2 separate regions of the Homo sapiens genome follow, and region 2 is linked to region 1. Evidence: chromatin contacts called from ENCODE Hi-C or POLR2A ChIA-PET data. All regions are on one chromosome and are shown on one strand. The core of a region is the stretch at or near the end of the contact, and the rest is flanking DNA. Distances in the headings are between cores, read along the strand shown.

Evidence for each region. A loop is a pair of places that touch in the nucleus more often than their neighbours do. ChIA-PET counts read pairs that join two places held with the same protein, here RNA polymerase II (POLR2A). Pooled maps may share reads with other maps.
Region 2: a loop to region 1 is called in a map of CD8-positive, alpha-beta T cell, with 33 times the contacts of the local background. The contact joins the promoter of MYO1D-DT here to the promoter of SUZ12 in region 1. A Hi-C loop is called at or near these places in 3 of 168 maps with a recorded cell type or tissue (CD8-positive, alpha-beta T cell and naive thymus-derived CD4-positive, alpha-beta T cell) and 8 of 50 pooled maps. POLR2A ChIA-PET finds 5 or more read pairs at or near these places in 1 of 52 experiments (GM12878).

The regions. Positions count from the first base shown.
Region 1 is chr17:31,935,675-31,938,374 of GRCh38, reverse strand. SUZ12 (SUZ12 polycomb repressive complex 2 subunit) reads right to left here and starts at 1,368. Exons shown (of 16, transcript NM_015355.4): 1 at 855-1,368. The coding sequence starts at 1,128. RefSeq lists an enhancer at 692-1,277 and a silencer at 1,018-1,477.
Region 2 is chr17:32,875,568-32,878,267 of GRCh38, reverse strand. It overlaps MYO1D-DT (MYO1D divergent transcript), which reads right to left and starts at 1,413. Exons shown (of 4, transcript NR_184086.1): 1 at 1,375-1,413; 2 at 307-424. It overlaps MYO1D (myosin ID), which reads left to right and starts at 1,144. Exons shown (of 22, transcript NM_015194.3): 1 at 1,144-1,490. The coding sequence starts at 1,396. RefSeq lists silencers at 1,425-1,612, 819-1,808.

The DNA.
Region 1 (2,700 bases), core at 119-2,618:
TGTAAGATTATTTAGCTATTAAAGATCACCCAAATTATAACACACAAAAGCAAAAAAGGGAACCAATCAGGATATAACATTCCTTAAAGAACAATCAGGATTATTCATAGTCACGATGTTTTTAATAAATTCTATTGTTTGTTTCCAGACACCTTGCTCTCCTTTCCAAATAAGTCAGTTTCACCTTCCAGACAGAACTTAGAAACAGAAATTGACGCAAGAAAATGTTCTGTAAGCCAGGTAGAAAAAGCAGAATTCCGGGGTCGTCTCCAGAGAAGATGCTTGACCACTCTCTGGCTCAGTTTACATATCCACAAAATGGGTGGATAGATTTGAAGGGTTTTAAGCATCCAAAGGTGCCATAGGAACCTGCAGCACCAAGTTAGCGCGAAGGCATTTCAGACTAAGGACACTTTCTTCGGTTCCACTGCACTCATCCCTTCACAGGCTTCATTTTGCCCCTCAAAAGCTACAACCGAAACCCCTGTATTTCTAGAGTCCGAAAGGCATGAAAGAAAACAAGAACCAGTCTCGGGATGTGACTGCGGCTCAGTTCAACTGCTACCTCCTCATCTAAAAGCCGCCTGCTCTGAACGTGGGGCCCCAGTCCCGAGCCTCTTGCGTCAATCTTGGGGGAGTCAAGAACCCGCCCGGACCCTCTTTTCCAGCTCTCCCAAGGCCCTGGACTCCGGATCCCCTGGAGACGTAATCTCCGAAAGGGGGACATCCCCTCAATTCCTCCCTCCACTACCACACAAGTGGACTCCCGAGGAGGAAGGGGGCCCAGCAGAGTGTCCCATCCCCGGTGTTGGCAGAGTGGGTCTTCCTGCCCTCAAAGCCTCGCACACACTCACTCTCAAAGGCCTGGAGGAAAAGCTCGTGGTCAGCCTGGACGTGCTCCATTTTCGGCTTCTTCACCGGTAACACCGCAGCCCCCGCCGCTGCCGCCGCGGAGGAGGAGGAGGAGGCCGAGTAACTGCCACCCCCTCCACAGCTCCCGCCGCCGGATTTGCCGCCCGAAGCCGTCGCCGCCGCCACCGCCGCCGAACCCCCGAAGCCGCCTCCCCCGGACCCCGCGCTGGGCCCCGAGCCGCCCCCTCCCCCACCGCCGTGCTTCTGAGGCGCCATCGCGGTTCCTGCCTCCTCCCCCCGCCAGCTACCCGCCGGGCGGCCCCGGAGAGCAAGCGCCTGCAATACCAACCGCTCGCCCCAGCAGGCTCCGGCGGACCGAGGGGGGAAGGAGGAGAGAGGGGAGGAGAGGGGAAGGGAAGGGAGGAGGAGAGGAGGGAAGGAGGGAGGAAAAAAAAAGTGTCTCCTCAGAGCCCCGCTCCGCTTCGGAGGCCGCTCACCCTACCCTGGCCTCGCTCCGCCCACTTCCCCCGCCCGGCGCTCTGATTGGCCGGCGGGAGCGCGCACCGCCGGGCCGCCCAGCCCGTTGGCCCGCGGATTCCCCCGTCAGTCACGCGGAGGCGCTTCTCGCGGAGGCGCGGCTTGGTTGGCCCGTGCGCGCTGCCGATCGCGGGCCCGGCCGCCTCTTTGAACTGAATTCGCGGGAAAATTAGGGGTCGGAGCGGCCTTCCTGCTGGCCCCGGTGCATTGTGGGGAGAGAAGGACCCAGCGAGCGGTTTAGCGAGTCTAGATCCTTAGTTTGTTGCCCCCAAACACCGTAAGAGTGGTCAGAGAGGTAAACTGGTTGAGAAGTACTTACATACACTCTTCTCTTCTTTAGGATCTATACCTTTTCAGCTCAGAAAGCTGAGAAGGAATCCGGTGTTTTGCGAGTCTTGCTTTTTTTTTTTTTTGAGACGGAGCCTCCCTCTGTCGCCCAGGCTGGAGTGCCAGTGGCGCGACTTCGTCTCCCTACAACCTGCGCCTCCCGGGTTGAAGCGATTCTCCTGCCTCAGCCTCCAGAGTAGCTGGGATTACAGGCGCTCGCCACCACGCCTGGCTAATTTTTTGTGTTTTTAGTAGAGACAGGGTTTCACCATTTTGGCCAGGCTGGTCTCGATCTCCTGACCTCGTGATCCACCTGCCTCGGCTTCCCAAAGTGCTGGGATTACAGGCGTGAGCCACCGCGCCTGGCCAGGTCTTGCTTTGAACGATAGACACATAGGCCCATTTCAGTCTTCTGGCACAGATTGGTTTGGAGTTGAGCTAATGATTTGAATTTCAGGTTGGACAAGATGATCTCTAAGGATGTTCTTCCAATTTTTATATTACGTTAAAATTTCAAAAATCCCAACCTATAAACATAGAACCATTTCATACTCTAAACAGCATTTTTTAAATGTCTACTTGGGTTCTCTATAGTTAACTGCAAAACACTGTTTACAAAACAAGTGTCTCTGGAATGGTTATTCAAGTTGTTTACAAAACTAGTTATCTTTGTAATGATTAAATACCTAAAGTACAGGTTTTATCAAAGCCTTTGCTACTTAAGAAAGTGATCTCTGCAAATGACGTATATAGTATTTGGCATTTCAGGAACACATCTGAAATTAGGTATACCTTCTTACCTGAAATAAGGAATGCCTGTTGTTAAGGACAAGCTATATTTTATATTCAGACAAAAAGTTCAGAATCCCCTCTTGTTTGTTACACTATCCTCTGTAGTCTTTTTTTTTTTTGAGACGGATTCTCGCTCTGTCACCCAGGCTGGAGTGCAAGGGCGCGATCTTGGCTCACTGCAACCTTGGCCTC
Region 2 (2,700 bases), core at 164-2,663, 940 kb before region 1:
TACCTTAGAAAGTCATTTATTTAAAAAAAATAGCTGGGCATGGTGTCATACACCTGTAGTCCCAGCTGCTCAGGAGGCTGAGGCTGGAGGATTGCTTGAGCCCAGGAGTTTGAGGTTGCAGTGAGCTGTGATTGCACCACTGCACTCCAGCCTGGGTGACAGAGGGAGAATTTGTCTCCAGAAAAAGAAAAAAAAAAAAAAAAGAAAGAAAGTCATTTGTAGTATATTTTCTTTGGGAAAATACATTGAGTTCAAAAAGAATTTTCCAAGCTCAACCAATGTATCAATAAATTGGAGACTACTTACAACTCACTTCATTCCACTGAACCAGTATGGATTTCATATTTATATATGCAAAGTAGTACAATAGTTATTTGGTGGATGCAAAAAGAATGGTCCCATGCTCAAGACATCCGCAATAATCCTGGAGAGATGATACAAAGATATATTAAAAACTTAATAATCATATAAGGTAATGTCTGATGACATGCTCGGATGAGTGGAAGAGAAAATGGGCCACTGAAGAATGGAGGTAGTCAGACGTGGTTGAACGCTGCGGCTCCTAAGTCAAATGACCTGCGTGAAACCGCAGCTGCTCCACTTCCTAGTCGTATGGCAAGTTTCTTAAAAGTTCTCTAAGGCGCTGAGAACAGCTCTGGGCATTTTTGGTGCCCCAAAAATGTTAGCCATTATTATTACCTCTCAGTCTGTGCTTGAACCACCACTTCAAGAATGGGCAGGGTGTGAGTAGAGAGGCGGGAGTGGGTTTTGGAGCAGGGTGACAGAATCATAATGAATTGTCCTCGCGAAAAGCTCCACGAACTACTTTTCTAACTTTGTTGGCAGCTACCAAGTGTGGGCGGCAGGCGGCCATCCTCTTGGCCGCCTGAGATCCCAGCGCCTGTCCCCAGGGGGCGCTGCCACCCAGCTGCCGCCGCCCGGCCCAGCGCGCGTCCCCGCCGCCCACCCGCGCGTGCGCGCCGCCCAGGTGAAGAGGCGGCGGCCAGGGCCGCGGCTGGGGCGGGCTCCTCAGTGGGCCGGGAGGGGCGGAGCCGGGAGGCCCGGGCGGGGCGGAGCCGGGACGAGCCCCAGGCTGGAGGCGGGACCAGCCGCTGCCGTCTCCGTCTCGGTGTCCCGGCCCCTACAGCGCCCGGCAGCCGCGGCGGGAGGAGCGGAAACTGTCGGGTGCGTCCCGTTCGGAGCCGCGCCGGCCGAGAAGGCGCCGAGGAGCAGCGAGGCGGCCTCTGTCCGGCCCGGACCCGCCGAGCGGCGTGCGCGCCCCCTCCCCGTAGCCTCGCGGCGCGGCCTCGCCCCGGCCCCTCCCGAGCTCATCGCGGGCCCACGGAGCGGCCCCGGAGGCCCGAGCGCGCCCACCTGAGCCCCCGCGCTGGCGCCATGGCGGAGCAGGAGAGCCTGGAATTCGGCAAGGCAGACTTCGTGCTGATGGACACCGTCTCCATGCCCGAGTTCATGGCCAACCTCAGGCTCAGGTGAGGGCGGAGCGGCCGCGCGCAGGGGCGCGAGGCTGCGCTTTCCCGAGAGGGGGCGCCTCGGGGCGCGGCCGGATCCGGGGTGTCGGGAGCGCCCAAGCTCCAGGGATGGAGGCGCGGCCGGGCTGCGGTGTCCGGGGGTCTGCCAAGCTCCGCGGCTGCGCTTTCCCGAGAGCGGACGCCCCTGGGGTGCGGCCGCTTTGGGGTGCGGGGGGCGTGTCGAGCTCAAGGGCCGCGCTTCCCTGAGAGGGGAGCCCTGGGCGCTGTCCGGGGTTTAGGTGCAGAGGGTGTGCCGCGCGGGAGGGCGCGCTTCCCCGCGCCAGGTGAGGGATGTGGGCGGGCCGGTGACCTCATGGAAACTGAAGGGAAATAACTTGAACGAGAGTTGCGGTGGCCCCGAAGGCCCTAGGAGGACTGGAGGATTATTTTGGAGAGAGGCTGGCGTCTCATCCCGGCTTTACACTTGCTTCTTTTCTTTCTTTCTTCGCCCTTCTTTTTTTTTTCCTCCTGGCGTAGTTCCATCCTGTCATTCAGGATGCTATGGAGTGATCCCTGAGCTGTCTGTTCCGGGACACTGGCTATTTTTTTAGTTACTCTCTAAACGTAATTAGACACGTTTCCAGACATCGAAGAGACTGCTGTACTTGCCAGTGCCAAGATAAACTGTCTGAATTTGACAAGACGTTCATGGTTTTGGTTTTTTTCAAGGAGTTAGTGGATGGAGCTCTTGTGTTATTAACATCCTTGAGAACGTAGTCACAACTCAACGCCCCAAAATGGGCTTCCAAGATGTGGATTTGTTTTAGAAAGCCCTTTACATGCGATTATTTCACCCTTGATAGAGTAATATGTAAACAGTTTTAAAGTAGTTTGACTTAAACATTAAAGTAAGTGGAATTTCAAAATAGCTGAGTTTTGGTGTGCGTGTGTATGTTTCCCTGCAAGCTTTGGCTGCATTTCTTCTAAGGTTTATAGCTAAACATCATTCCTTAAGCTTATAAAGTGAAAGTCATAATCTAGGCTTGGGTGCTTAACCCTAATTTCATTATTAACTACCCCTGTCAATCCAGTTGACAGGGGTCAATCAGGTTGATTACATACCAGCATAATGATAGGATGTTACATTTCTGATCAAGGTTTGGATGTACAACTTTTATAGAAATCACCCCAAATATTAATCAAAATGATATACCTCTACATCAGCTATAAC